Linked DNA regions of Homo sapiens: region 1 is linked to region 2. Evidence: chromatin loops called from intact Hi-C (ENCODE). Cell type or tissue: endothelial cell of umbilical vein. All regions are shown on one strand.

Region 1 (8,000 bases), 1.6 Mb after region 2:
AGCTATATTTTCATTGCTCTAGAAAAAAAAAAATGGAACATTCAACATTATACCTAGGGAACAAAAATGAAAAATACCTAAAAAGATAAGAAGAATAATGACAAGTTTGTGATTAGTATTCCCCATATAAATTACTAATAGCATAATAAACAACCCTAAATGCCTCAGTGAATCTGATGTGTTTCTGAATTTAGTGTGGTGTTTCTGCTCAAATCAAAAGATGTTTCTATAACTATTATTTTACATGAGTTCACATCCTATGGGTCTTTCTTTGAACCTGGAATTTAAGCAAACCTCAAATCTAATTATAAGCCGTTAGGGTTCTTCTTCCTCCAAAAATCTGAGGATAGACTGAAATCCTTTTCATATTTGCATGAAATTGATATGGTAAGTATAGTTCCCTATTAAGAGACTTCTCAAGCAAAGATAAATGTAAGCACATTTCAAAATGTTCCAAGTATCATCCAGTCTTTGCCTTTTACTACATCAACCATGAGCCAAGAAAAAAAAAAATAGGAAAAAAGTAGTTTGTGCCTTGAGCAAACAGAGATGAATAACAGCGAAAATCCAAACATACCAACCTGATAGTCTCTTTTAAGGAAATAAAAGTAACACAGACTTCTGAGAAAATATAAATGCCATAGGGTGCTAAAAATATCAGTTATATAACACGAAGGGAGAAGCGGCAAGGGAGTTGTTCATAAAGAAAAATCTTCCCCAAACCCCACATAACAAGCCAACTCACACAATACTCAAGAGAACTTTATTCTTTTGCTGCTCCTTCCCTGGATGGCCAAAAGTACAAATCCAGTAAATGTATGTTGATAGGTTTGAGTCTGGGAGAAACAATACCCTAACATTACAAGTCTTGGATATAGCCTGGCAAATATATGGCCAAACCAGAAAATTCTCCATTCATTACAAAAGAACTGCACAACCAACATGGTGAGTACATTAAATTACACTGAGTAGTATTTACTGGCCCTACACCTTTTGAAAAAATTGCCTTACATTTTTAAAATGACAAATTGTTTAAGTAGTTTTAGAGAGGTTAGAAATTAGACACATACCTACCTTGATCTAGCACCCTACCTTAGAAGAACAACAGCTGCCAAAGATATCAGGTTCTCAATCCTGGAACCTGTAAATGTCACCTAATGTGGAAAAAGAGTCTTTGCAGATGTGATTAAGTTAATGGTCTTGACATGGGAAAATGATCCTGGATTATATGAATGGGCCCTAAATGCAATCACAAGTGTGCTTGTAGGAGAGACACAGAGGGACATTTGATATGGACAAAGAGGAGAAGCGATATGACCATGAAAGCAGGGATTGCACTGATGTGGCCACAAGCCACGGAAGCCTTAGGGTTACCAGAAGCTCAAAGAGGCAAAGGAGTCTTCCCTAGAACCTGCATAGAGAGAGGTGTCCTTGCCCACACCTTGATTTTGGCCCAGTGATACTGATTTTGGGCTTCTGGCCTCCAGAACTACCATAGAATAACTTTTTCAAGTTTGTAGTAACTTGTTGGAGCAGCCACAGGAAGCTAATACAGATGCCTTGGGTGTAGTAGAGAATGGGGAAATTTCTCATCATTCACTCTGCACTCACCAGTTCTACACAATGTGCTCGGGGCCTTGGGTGTGTAACCTCATAAAAGAGGCAGAGCTTTAACTGCTTTAACTGAAGCCTGTTGAGTACAGGCAGTCTCCTGCGTATCCTCACACCAGAGGAGATTCAAACTTCTGTGGAATCAGAACAGGCAAGCCCACTCAGTAGCAGTTAGGCAGAGGGTAAGTGACTACATCCCTTTCGATGCAAATTACTGCAGCCAGTTCCAACTGGAAACATTGTGGTAGCACCTCAGTTTGTACGTCTCACTGGTAGGGAGAACTCAGAGGCCAGTGCGGAGTGATAGGAAGGGCGGCTCCTGGAGTAGGGTACTCTTTTCTCGGTCCAGCATTCATCAACAAAGTGACTTTGAGCAAGTTACCAACCTACTTCACAACAGTGTCCTAGGGCAGCTTTGCAATTAATTTGTAAATGCCCTTTGGCCCACAGAAAATCCATTCAGCCTGTGAGATTTGTATCTCCCAGAGCTACTGATTTGCATACCATGCAGCTATGCCAAGGAGGCAAGCATCTGCCTGCAGTAAATGCAAAGGCAGAGTTCTCTTCTATACACGCATTCCCTGGAAAATCCAAATTACAAAGAAAGGAAGAGGGAGACTATTACATTTGCTTCAGTGCCATTGACTGAATCCTATTTGACCCATTCTGATTATGTTTAGCAAACAGGTATACTGGCGAGCATTTATTTCCTCGGACCTGAGAGACTATGGGCAAAATGTGTTCAGATGCTTTTGGATCCTCAGGAAAAGGGCACTGTATAAATCCAGGGGACTGTTATGTGAGAGAGACGGAGCCTTTATCTCCCAGTCTTAATAAAGAACTAAGCATAAGGCCTATCTGACTTCTAGTTCAGACACCAAATTGACCCCTCTGGGAGTTGGGGAAGTCTCAATCTCCTTCCTGCCTTATATAGCAGTGGTAATAAAGGAGCGTGAGCTGAGGATTAACTAAAGTTCACATACTGCCTTGAAGAGAAAAGTCTTGATTTAAGTGCTGAGAATTTATATTAGTGGGAGGGGAAAAGACTAGAGAATGGCAAAAGGAATGGAAAGTTACACAAAGTTATAATGAAAAATATAAGTTGAAGCAGGTCTAAGGTAAAGATGAAAGATCAGACACAAAGTAGGGGGTAGGAAATGTGTTTTGTTTTTTTTTTTAAGAAAAAAAAAACAGGCTTTTTCTCCAGCTATGTTGGCTCCATCAGGGAATGCTCCTGTGGGTCCTAAAGGGAAGCATATCCATTAAACAGGAAAAGAATCAGGGTTCTAAGTGGAGAAAAAAAAAAAAGCAGCAAAAAATACCAGGGAACAAGAGAAAGAAAACGGTTAAAAGGCAGTAAGGGGCATGATGAAACAATAAAGAATGAAACTCTTAAGAACTTGAACAGGATCTCTAAGAGTCCATTAGCCCCCATTCATTAAAATAGCAAGGATTGCTTCCCTGACTTCATGAAATCAGAGTTAGCCCAGCCTGTCACCTTCCTGATACAAAAATAACTTGACCAAATAAAATGGCTGTGGTCTAGCCTCTTGGCATGTGGCAAAAAGAAATATTTTATTCATATTCAGATATTCTAACGTAAAATATACCGACCACCAAAACTGTATTTGTATACAGAAAAGCAATTTAACAGAACTTAGTTGAAAAGTTGAACATAATTATATTGGTTTGCAGGCTTTTATTATCAAGTAAATGGTTATCTTTTTGTTGATCAATTTGTTTTTTAATCTCATCACTTAAACTTTACCTAGATGTAGCTGACAATATAGCCTACAAAAGGTAAACATGTTAAAATTTACATAAATTGTTAGGGGCAAAGATATTATACCTTACTTTGGTATTATACATAGGTAATTCCAAAACCCATCCTGTGGTTTTGTAAAAGTCTTGGACAAAATCCATTGGATTTTGTGGTCACATGTCTCTTTGTGGTGCGAGGTGAAACAGGGGGTCGGAAAGTGACCAAACTGGGATTTAATTCACAGTCCGAAAGAAAGACAGAATTTCCCCAGCTCATGTGTGGGCAGATCTCAGATTACAAAGCCAATCTGCCATGCTCTATTTCTCTAGGAGTACACAGTCCTTTTACCCTGTTCCGAATGTGCAATTATGCCATATTGTCTATGCAGCATTTTAAGATTTAAAAATCTCATTTTTTAGCATCATCATTCATTTGCTGAACAAAAGTATCAGATAGGATCCAGCTAAGGAATCAAAACCATACCAGTTATTTTAATAAAGAGAATTTAATTAATGCAAAGAAATCTTAACTAGGATTTACAAAACTGAAAACCTGGAGGTCTCCTAGAGGTGCTAAATGTAGAAAGCAACTACCTCCCCAAGGGCTGGAGAACAAGGGGACATGCTGGGAATATTAAACTTAGAGCTACATTGTCAATATGGTAGCCACTAGCCACCAGTGGCATGGAACACTTGAAATGTGTTTAGCCCAAATTGTGATGTGCTGAAAGACTAAAATACAAATGAGATTGCAAAGATTTAGTATGAAAAAGGAGGTAAAATATCTCAATAATTTTTAGATTGCTTATATGTTGAAATGATATTTTTTGATACATTGGGTTAAACATGTATTTATTTCACCTATTTCTTTTTTACTTAAAACAAATCATGACTTTCTTGTAATAGCATTGAAATATCTATAATGTCATTACTAGAAAGTTTAAAATTTCATATGTGACTTGCCTGTTATTTCATTGGACAGGGCTAGCTTACAGGCTCAGAGGAAGGCTCCCGTGGAGCTTGGACACAGTCTTTGGAGAGGGTGCTAGAGGCTGATGTTAGCGTATCTGAGAGTAAATGATAAGGCTGGTTCCAGCACTGTAAAAATCTGCAAACTGGAACCAATTGCTGCTGAATCAACTGTCCCTGCCAGGGTAAAGAGGTGTTGTTACAGTGGTTCTGATAGGGGAAATAGAGAAACAAGGACGAAGTCTTTTCCTTCCTTAGCCTTGCAGTTTACCTCTATTGCCCCCAAGTGGTAGAACCAAACAGGAGTTCAACTCTAAGGGAGAAAAGTGACTTGCAGGGTCCCAGCCCCAACTGCACAAAGCAAAATATAGAAAGGTGAGTCTGATGTTGAGACGCAAATAGCCTAATAAAAGATGCAACAAATATTCATCAAGTGTCAGGCATGGTTTTAGATATTAGGGCTACAACCACAAACCAGACAAAGTCTCTGTCCTCATCCAGCGTCCATTCTACTGAGACACAGCAGACAACAAGCAAACACATAAACAAATAAGATGATATTTGTCTAGGCATTATGGAAAGAAAAAAAGCCATGGCTTAGAAGGTAGCAAGATGAGAGTGGGGCACACATAGCTCCCAGAGGGAGCTGCAAGAGGTCCCTGCAAGAGGCCCCTGGACACTTGTTGGTCTGCCAGAAATCCAAATTCTGCCACTAGTCACACCACCTGCATCTCATGGAGAAACATTGCCACGATTACATGGTTGCACTAAAATGCAATGCAAATATTAATGAAGATAATATTACTGCCCAGGTATGAAACAGAAAAATAATTTTATCACTGGATAAAGACATGAAAAAACTAGACTTCAAGGACATCCACCTGAGTATTCTGGCAGAAAATCATGAAATTTAGTGTTTTCATTGATTTGATAGGCTTATCCTTTAACCCAGATTCTAAGACATATGAAAGGACGTCTTGGCTCTCCAAGGAAAAGAAGCCATTGAAATTTGGTTTTCTTTTGGCTTGGCATTATACAAAAACAATGGGCCTAATAATTTCATATCAACTCAGTGCTACCCTCAGCCAAGGACGGTGGTGGCAAAGAATCCTTGTATACAATCACTGGTTGCATATTTCCAGAGAGGATCTGTCTCCTAATGGAACAGCTAGCTCACTACTCTGATTAAACAAAGTTAGTTCCTCAGATTACATTGTCAGTTCAAGACTTTGCAGACAGCCCTGTTTCATAAAGAGAAAATGAATATTATTTTTAAAAAAGAGAAACATTTTTACAACTTTGTAATTTTTAATAATCAGGACTATTGGCTTCAGAAGGCTATTGGGGCAAATAATGACTGTCCACCATCAAAATTACAAAGTTTTAAAATAATAATTATAAAAAAAGATGGGAACAAGATGAGGTCGAGCACTGATTTAGATAATGAGGTCAGTAAACGCCCCTCTCAGGAGATAATATTTGAACTAAGGTCTGAAGGGAGGTGGGGAGAAAAAAGTCTTCCAGGGCAGAAGGAATAAAACTTGCAAAGTCTCTAAAAACAGAATGACCTGGGATTGTAGTTGGAGCATAACTGTCAGGGGAAAGATGATGAGGGATGATTGGGACCAGATTATGTAGGGTCCCTGTAAGTCATGATAAGTAATGAGGATTTTAACTTAATTGCTATGGGAACCACTGTAGGATTTGAAGCAGGAGAGTGGTATGATTTGATTTACATTTGTAAAAGGTCATTCTGGCTGCTGTGTAGAGGAAGACTCTAGAGGGGCAAAAATATGAGGAAAACCAGGAAGCTAGTGCAATAGCCTAGGTAAAAGATAATGATGGCTGGGACTCTGATAGAAGCAGTGGAAATGGTAAGATAGGACTGTATTCAAGATATAAATTAGAAGTTGAGCCAACAGTTCCATTAGAGAATGGGCTGATTCATGTAATTCACTTGAGTAAATTTTTCAAAGAGCTAACATACTTTGAACACCAAAATTATTTTTAAAAAATCTTGTTTTCGTGGAAATCTTTCAAAATTGTACAAAACATTCCTTGATCTTCTTCTATAGAAAATTCCAACCAAATTTGCAAATTGTTACTTTGACTCAGATCCTGGTCTCCATTTTTGTCTGCCATCTGACACATTCCCTGTTAATTTCTTGAGTTTCTCAACTCCAATTACTTTCACTCCATATGTTAAAGCTCCCCTTGTTTTGAGGCAAATTTTAATTAGGATGGAAAGACTATTTTTCTATATAAACGAATCCATACATTGGCTATGCCATTTAGGGAGAAGCTGCACCTGCCTGACTGAGGTCAGCATCTGCCACCCCAGCCTGTTCATCAAGCCTTCTCTTACCAAAGCCCTCAACTTGGTAAGGTGATAAAATTATCTTTACTTCTGAAAACCAAAATTATCTTTGCTCTTGAGACACCAGCTATGTTTACCTGCTATACCCCACCAAGGTCAAAATCAATACAATCCACACTTACAAAAGCCAAATGACCATTTACAAAACCTAATCTTCATATTGAGTCCCAATTTCTAGTCCTTGTCTAGTTTTACTGTTCTCAGCTAATCCACAAAGATGCTGAGGTTTCATGGGGCCAATAAATGACCTTCCTTTCTTCCTTTCCCAGTTTCTAGATGGAAGTCTGAATTAGAAATCAAATTATCATTTACTAAGGGATCTAAACTAGAGCCTGTGGCTTGAATTTAAGGCCAACGGCTTTCCTAATATGTCCTCCTGAACTGAACTCAAACCACCACACTACAAACTCACCACCTGGAATGATGAAGGTGAAAGTGAAATTGGAGTGGGATGAAGAGCCTATAGAAAGTAAAGAAGGAAGAGAGAAAATAATACTTGATCCTTCATAAAGCTGGGTTCTGAAGAGGAACAGAGAAATGGAGCCATAGCTAAAGGGGATGTCAGATCAATGGAAGATTACATTATGAGAAGGGAAGTAATGGGATATGTTTATATATTCATGGAAATAATCAAGGGAGGTGGGAGAGATTAAGAATGTTGGAAAATGTATATATACATATGTATGTATGTGTATATATATGTGTGTGTGTGTGTGTGTGTGTGTGTGTGTGTGTATATATATATCAGAAAAGGGGGTGTCCTTGACAGTCAGCAGAGAGATTTCAGAGCCCCAGTAGAGAGATTGGCCTCCATAGTAACGGGTGGGAATGTAACGGTGATGGGGGCACAGGAATTTAGGTTTCTAGATTTAGTTGTGGGCAGATGGAGTTTTCATTCTGTTTTCTATTTTCTGAATGAAAAATGAAGTGAAGTATTCAGCTAAGAATGAGAGGGTGGGAGGTGTGAGAATAGAGAAAGTTTGAAATTAAAATCTTGCTGGGTAGAGAAGCAGAGTTACAGAGGAAATGATTTCTTAGTACTTGCGGAAGGCCCACTCGAAGTTTGTAATAATTTAAAGTGAAACCAGTCAGCCCATCCACGTAACTTTCTCCAGCAGTATTTGGAAAGCCAGGGATAGCCAACGAGAAGCTACGTGGACTCAACTAAACACGAGCTATTGTAGGTCAAGATGGAGAGAAATGGAGAGCAAATGGAGTTGAGGGCTTTTGCAAGAGCAAGATTATGTTAATTTAGTTAGCAATAATCATTGAACTCCTGTTA
Region 2 (8,000 bases):
AGGCGCGGTGGCTCACGCCTATAATCCCAGCACTTTGGGAGGCCGAGACAGGCGGATCACCTGAGGTTGGGAGTTCGAGACCAGCCTGACCAACATGGAGAAACCCCATCTCCACTAAAAATACAAAATTAGCCGGGCATGGTGGTACATGCCTGTAATCCCAGCCTACTCGGGAGGCTGAGACAGAAGAATCACTTGAACTCGGGAGGCAGAGGTTGCAGTGAGCTGATATCGCACCACTGCGCTCCAGCCTGGGTGACAGAGTAAGACTCCATCTCAAAAAAAAAAAAAAAAGAAAAGTTATAAAATGGTTGATGGCTGTGTATTAGAGGTGAACCATACATATCTCTAAAAGAGAAGAGCAGCTAGGAGAACTAGCTATGAAGGAACTTCTATCATTAATTTGATAATTTAAATGTGACATGGAAATCTTTGATACATATTATATCTAAAACAGTTTAGCTATTAAATTTACTTTTGAAAATTTTCTGTTAATGAATAAAAATGTATGAAACCAGGCAGTGAATTGATGGTAAAAATGATACAGAAGGAGAGAATAATTGTGGAGAGAATGACTTTTTATTCATATAAACAACGACTGCATTGAAAACATCAGCATCAAAAATGTCTCTTAAGAACTGTATTTTATTGAACTCAAGAACACAGCAAGTAGGACAAGTGGCTGAAGAATGTTAAAACTGATGCTATTATGACTGCATGCATAAACTCTCAGAACTACAACTACAACTAATAAATATGTATTTTAAGGAGTCTTTCTGAGGCAAAATTAAATAAGTTACGTTACATAAAATTCCATAAATTGCATTTCAACATTATTCTTTAATAATAGTGCTATTCAATTATTGGAATACTATAGCAGTACTAATCATTTTTATCAGTCTATAAAAATAGATTTTAATAGTTGTCTTTTTGAAGCTATTCCAACATAACAATCAATTTACCTTTAAAACTCACCTAGACTAGCATATTTTATTAGACACGTTATAATTATATGTCTTTCCAAATACTTTTCTCAATGAGTATCCACACATACATGGTTTGAATAACTTACAAATCTTTAGATGTTTAATGTGTGTGTATTAAAAGATATAATTTCTGTTTAAGGTTAAGACTATCATTTGTAATTATAAATAACAACTATCAATCAGTCTCTTCTTGAGACGTGAGACTGCAAGTATCTTTAGCTATTTATACAAACATATATTCTTCTAGATTCCTCAGTTTCGGGTTCTATGTAGCCTTCTATGGTATTAAAACATATTTCTGAACGATTTAGCTATATTTATACTATCTCTCTTTTTAAAATTAAGTTTAATACTTTAAACACAGTGAAAAATACATTCCTCAATAACTATGTTGTAAACAAAAAAACTGTTTGGGGAAAAAATACAAGTCTTAAGAGATGGTTAAAAATTAGGAGTGATTATTGTGGTTAAAGGAAAGCCAAACCATTGGAAATGAAATATCAGTTAATTTCACTCCCTTTGAACATAAACTAGGTATGGGACATAAGGAAGAAAATTAAGTACCTTGGGTATATGTCAGTATTCAGCAATAAAATTTAATACTATAGGTTAAATAAAATACAAATATGTGATACATTTCAGTCAGACACGCTGTGGTCTTCACCTAAAGCATGGTAGTTCTTTTTATATACACTAGGGGGCGATGTGACATAATTACTCTGGAGGGGTCGTAAGCAAATTTATCTCTATGAGGATGTATTCTCATATCACTGGGTCTCTTAGAAGCTGTATTTCTAACAACTCTCAGTTGCATGCCAGCACATCTCATTAAGTCTAATTGATAAATCATAATACCCTTTCCTTGGAATTTTTCCCATTCTCTTGTTTTTGCTTTATGGCAAACAAACCTCAAGGATATTTTATTACTTTCTTTGAATTAGTATGTAATGCAAAAAAGACATAGATTTGCTGTATTTAAAAAGTAATAATAAGTGAATGTGCAGTCACTATTCTTTATTCAAGTTAGCTGCTGCTTTTAAAGCCTTAAAACCTCTGATCTTCAGCTTCCAAAATACGTGCCTTGGGACAGAGGTATTAACCCCAAAGAGACATAAAACTGGCATTTCCCAAGGCAGCATGGTTAAGTACTCACTCAGGAAAACAATCTAGATTTCTACAAAGCTCTGACTCTCCCGTTCAGCAATAGTATATGCGTGACAAACTACCTGTTTAGAAAATACAAAGACACTTTAGGATTTAAAAGTCTGGCTGTAAACAGCTTCTCTTTGAGTTTTTAAACTGTCAGAGTCTCTTAAGGGAATGGCGAATTTTTGATACAGATCAGACTGCAAATTCAGACTATAGGTTATCTCATTGAATACTCCAGGAAACAGCTCCTATACCTGAATCTTTAAGCAATTATCCCAATAAAAATCTTCAGAACTATCTTGTAATTTGTTTGGATTTGATTTTCTTTGAAGGCTGAATGATTCATGTTACACACTTGTATGTTAGTCATTCACAATTTATAAATGGCAACTTCAGTATTTATGAATTGCGATCAATACTCTAGCAATCAAACACTCACCTTTTCTATTTCAATACTTCAATTTTCTTTTTTGTTCTTAACTCTTTCTCAGAACGGCTGGATCACGAGCAAACCAGTCTCCAGTTGCAGATGTTTGTGATAATATTTAGGGAAAAAAACCTCTCTGAGATTAGTAAATGAAGTTGGAGAATAAATAGATGAATCAGAAGTCGGCCTGTGTATGTGTGCTTGTGTATGTGGTGTGTGGTGGTGGTGTGTGTGTGTGTGTATATATGTGTGTGTGTGTTATGGCTTACAAAACAGAAATCTTAGATCTCCTAATGATTGGCCTTCGTGTTTTATACTTTTGTTTTCATGGATCTTTAGCAAATGCGGTTATCAATGGCTATTTGATCTTAAGGAGAAAAAATCAAATTGCAATGTGACACTTTAATAACAAGAATGGAGGTGAACAAAACACCGAAACTAGTGTGTGTGTGTGTGTGTGTGTGTGTGTGTGTGTCGGGGGTTGGGGGGTGGGTATCCACTTTACCTTGAACCTGGGCTGAGATGGTGAGGAAGGATGACCAAAAGGGGTAGAACCTTAAGTAGTATTTAGCCGGATTTGAGTTTACAAAGCTTGTATTGACAGTGAGCCTTTCTCCTTAAAGGAGAGGCTCTATTTCTCTTAAGAGACATAGCCTCTCTTTCAACGGGAGTCTGCTTTTCTTCTGAAACACTTTCATAATTAAGTGACTTTCCTTGCATAGGTGCCTGAGGACAGCTGATTTTTCTCAGAGGATGAAGAAAGTTACATATTGATTGCTGTTGCTCGCGGCATGTTCGTACCAGCGCGGGCAGAAACGGGCTCACGAGCGCCCTCGAATTCACACACACTCACCGAAATACACATCTCAGCCCGTGGAAGCGCATTCACACACACCCACGTACACTCCTCCGCACCTCATTCAGATGGGTCCACGCGGAGTCAGGGCTGCGCTTCCCTTGGCATGGGCGTGTGTGCGGCGAGGGCGTGTGTGCGTGCGTGTGTGAGAGTGTGTGTAGAGAAACCCTTTAGGCAGACCGCAGCTACGTTATTCTGCAAGCATACTGCGATTCCCGATTCCGTGTATGTAGGACCACAAAAAAATTAAATCGCTGTTAAACTTTTTTTTGTAAATTCTCTTTTCCGAAGGAAGGCGCTGGAAGAGCTACTCCCGGTGGTTAAAGGCCCGGGAGACCTGGTGGCGAATCCTGGGGCGCGTCCGCTTTGGCGGAGCGCTGGGCTCCGCTAGCCGGACTGGTTCCCCATCTAACTGATCTAATCAATGACTCCGAAGAGCCGGGGCTCCTGGCCCCGCCCCCGCCATCCTCTTCTCCGCCTCCCATTGGACGCGGGCCGAGAAGGCAGGGCCTTGCTCCTCGCTCGGATTGGCTGACAGGGAATCAGTATCAATGTTTAAGCGGCGGCGTGAGGTGAATAGAGTCAGTCAGCAAGAGACGCTGGGGAGAGAGCAGGGATCGCGAGCCCGGCGGATGCGGCAGCGGCGGAAGGCGGCTGGGGAGACGCTACTCCAACTGTTGAATTGAATTTTCACCTTTCCTTTCATCCGCTGCTTTGCTTGCGGAGATGGATTTATTTGCTTTGAAATCCGCATATCTTTCTCAGACTGTGGGGTGATCCCGGCAGACACCAGACTGAAAGAGACCACCCGTGACAGAAAAGGAGGAATTAAAAAAAAAAAAAACCTCCACAACAGACTGCACAATTAACTGTACACATCGATGTTGGACTTTGTGAATAGAAAAAATTGAGAGGAAAATCTTGAACTATGATGCGAGGCTAAGCTGGGAACAATTACTGGAAACCTGATTTTGTTTTTCCTTTTCCAAGACTCTGAAAAATTTCGGGGTACCTCTCGCCTAACCAAGAGGAAAGGTTTAAAAAAAATAAACAAAATAAATAAACCAATACACCTAGCAAAGCAGACGCCTTGTTTTCCAGAACCTCGGACTCCGGCAGAAAGAGGTAGAGTAAAAGTGCTGCTAGATTCAGCTTCACCTTCTTCCCTCCATCCTTTTCTCTTGCATTTTCTTTTTCCCCAAAAACATGAATCTGGTTTTTCTTTCTATAGACTGAGTCAGAGAAAGCGTTAGGAAGAAGCCGCAACTAATGTCTGTGAAGGGAGGACCATGAGGCGAGAGTGAATACGATTCGTTCCGCTGCTTCTGACTCATCCGGCAGATCGGAACACCTGCATTTCTGGATGTGTCATTCCCGTATGTCGAGGCGCCTCCAGAACCCGAAATAATGTGTAGACAGACCTGTGTCTAACATCCCCTCGGAGGGAGCTCCCCGGGGTAGGAGCCCCTGGCTGGACCGCCGCGGCCGCAGCTCTGCACCCCCTGCCCTCCCTGAGTCGCCCAGAAAAACTGAAAGAGAGACTGCAGAATGCATCACGCCAAACCTTGATGTGTTGCTTTCATCCAGCCCACTCCTCCTACTATAAGAGAAAATTGAAGGAAAAAAAAAAACACGTACTTTATTTGCTTCAAATATTCATCACTTTTATTCCTCGCCAAGGTTTTCTTTTCTAGATGAAGAGGACTGGGAGGCAGGGCTATTGGAAGGAGATGCTGAATAGAAAGAAAAGAGGCACTTGACAGCCCAGCCCTGTGAATGCAGAGACTGTTTCCCTTCTAGCGAGAGACAGGGAGAGTGTGTGTGCAAGGACTGGGAGGGAGGCTCCCCCTTCCTTTTTATTCGGCCTCCCCCCTCCTCCTTTAAATGTGCACGTCCAACCATGAGTTGCCTGTTGATTTCCCTTCGCCTGGGAAGAAAAGCAAACTGGAATTAAACTGCTTGGAGAGAAGTCCTTGCTCGCGGGGAGAGGATGGGATGGTAGCGGAGGCTACTGGCTTGGCGTAGAGAAATCAGAGAGTGTGTTCTACGAACAGAGGCGAAGATTTATCTCTCTACTTCCCCCCTCCCAATAGACTCACACAGCAAATGCTGATCAGGCTGTGGCTTTCTTGATTTCGGGGGAGAGCCTTTTCCGAGGAAGAGAGGGAGGAGCCTGGTGGGGAGAGGAAACTACAAATCGGGACACTAGTTCTTTACGCTGCATTTCCTCCCCTCCCTTTGGCTGCTCGGAAAGGAGAGAGAGGAAAAAAAAAATACGCTTGGCTGGTAGATGCAGTCCGCCGCCGCCGCTGCCTCAGCCAGCAATGCAAGATTAGATCTCTAAATGCAGCAAAACACTGCCTGAAAACAGACCGGCCCGCGCAGCAAGCAGACATTTCACGGTGCGCTGGGGAAGCTTCAAAATATATCTGTGACTCTGTCTTCGTTGCTCTTCATCCCCATCAATTTCATCACGGGAGGCGAGCAGCAAGTAAGAATTTCACTTTCGGATCTGCCTAGAGACACACCTCCCTGCTCCCTCCCCCACTCGATGTGAAGAGTATTCCGGAGTCTCCGGGCGGGAGTAGATTTGCAGCACCCTAGCGGGAGCGAGGAAAACCTACTGATTCTTTAGCTCATTATCATCTCTCCCAGACGAGATTTCCTTCTTATCGCCTGCCTCATCGCTCAAGTTTGAGCCTCCCGAAGTCCGGGCGGGAGAGACGAAACCCCTGGCTCACCCCCAGCCGCAGGAAGCCACCGCCTTGCTCCAAGCCCCTGCAGCTCTGCTGCACCGCAGCTTCTCACCCAGTGCGGATGCTGTAGATCAACAGGTTCAGGGAACTTGAGCAGAATAAGGAGAGACCACCGGGTGCCGCAGCTCGGGTGCAGAGGGAAAAAAGGACCCATAGACTTGTGGCTCGCGTCGCGCGCGCACGCTGCGCCAGGGCCCCAGGCTGGCGCGCACTCCCTCTCTGGCTCCTCCAGTCCGATTGCTCCTGCCCCCACCTTACAGGTCTGGGATGTACCTTTCCATCTGTTGCTGCTTTCTTCTATGGGCCCCTGCCCTCACTCTCAAGAACCTCAACTACTCCGTGCCGGAGGAGCAAGGGGCCGGCACGGTGATCGGGAACATCGGCAGGGATGCTCGACTGCAGCCTGGGCTTCCGCCTGCAGAGCGCGGCGGCGGAGGGCGCAGCAAGTCGGGTAGCTACCGGGTGCTGGAGAACTCCGCACCGCACCTGCTGGACGTGGACGCAGACAGCGGGCTCCTCTACACCAAGCAGCGCATCGACCGCGAGTCCCTGTGCCGCCACAATGCCAAGTGCCAGCTGTCCCTCGAGGTGTTCGCCAACGACAAGGAGATCTGCATGATCAAGGTAGAGATCCAGGACATCAACGACAACGCGCCCTCCTTCTCCTCGGACCAGATCGAAATGGACATCTCGGAGAACGCTGCTCCGGGCACCCGCTTCCCCCTCACCAGCGCACATGACCCCGACGCCGGCGAGAATGGGCTCCGCACCTACCTGCTCACGCGCGACGATCACGGCCTCTTTGGACTGGACGTTAAGTCCCGCGGCGACGGCACCAAGTTCCCAGAACTGGTCATCCAGAAGGCTCTGGACCGCGAGCAACAGAATCACCATACGCTCGTGCTGACTGCCCTGGACGGTGGCGAGCCTCCACGTTCCGCCACCGTACAGATCAACGTGAAGGTGATTGACTCCAACGACAACAGCCCGGTCTTCGAGGCGCCATCCTACTTGGTGGAACTGCCCGAGAACGCTCCGCTGGGTACAGTGGTCATCGATCTGAACGCCACCGACGCCGATGAAGGTCCCAATGGTGAAGTGCTCTACTCTTTCAGCAGCTACGTGCCTGACCGCGTGCGGGAGCTCTTCTCCATCGACCCCAAGACCGGCCTAATCCGTGTGAAGGGCAATCTGGACTATGAGGAAAACGGGATGCTGGAGATTGACGTGCAGGCCCGAGACCTGGGGCCTAACCCTATCCCAGCCCACTGCAAAGTCACGGTCAAGCTCATCGACCGCAACGACAATGCGCCGTCCATCGGTTTCGTCTCCGTGCGCCAGGGGGCGCTGAGCGAGGCCGCCCCTCCCGGCACCGTCATCGCCCTGGTGCGGGTCACTGACCGGGACTCTGGCAAGAACGGACAGCTGCAGTGTCGGGTCCTAGGCGGAGGAGGGACGGGCGGCGGCGGGGGCCTGGGCGGGCCCGGGGGTTCCGTCCCCTTCAAGCTTGAGGAGAACTACGACAACTTCTACACGGTGGTGACTGACCGCCCGCTGGACCGCGAGACACAAGACGAGTACAACGTGACCATCGTGGCGCGGGACGGGGGCTCTCCTCCCCTCAACTCCACCAAGTCGTTCGCGATCAAGATTCTAGACGAGAACGACAACCCGCCTCGGTTCACCAAAGGGCTCTACGTGCTTCAGGTGCACGAGAACAACATCCCGGGAGAGTACCTGGGCTCTGTGCTCGCCCAGGATCCCGACCTGGGCCAGAACGGCACCGTATCCTACTCTATCCTGCCCTCGCACATCGGCGACGTGTC

The links. Peaks named below come from ENCODE experiments on the same cell type or tissue, not always from the same donor. Only the 100,000 strongest peaks of a DNase experiment are listed, where the experiment ranks them.
Region 1: it touches region 2 in a loop (21-fold over the local background); 8 of 110 quality-filtered maps call a loop at or near these places.

What each region holds. Positions count from the first base shown.
Region 1 is chr13:59,257,686-59,265,685 of GRCh38, forward strand. It overlaps the pseudogene RPP40P2. Among named protein-coding and RNA genes, the nearest start is that of DIAPH3-AS1, 750 kb to the right of the region's middle. In endothelial cell of umbilical vein, no CTCF peak of the experiment used is centred here; no DNase peak of the experiment used is centred here.
Region 2 is chr13:57,626,106-57,634,105 of GRCh38, forward strand. It overlaps PCDH17 (protocadherin 17), which reads left to right and starts at 5,639. Exons shown (of 4, transcript NM_001040429.3): 1 at 5,639-8,000. The coding sequence starts at 6,442. RefSeq lists enhancers at 3,602-4,187, 6,146-6,825. In endothelial cell of umbilical vein, CTCF peaks have their summits at 1,672 (motif pointing right) and 7,475 (motif pointing right); DNase peaks (open chromatin) are centred at 1,706, 3,916, 5,786, 7,526 and 1 weaker place; H3K4me3 peaks cover 4,032 bases; H3K27me3 peaks cover 230 bases.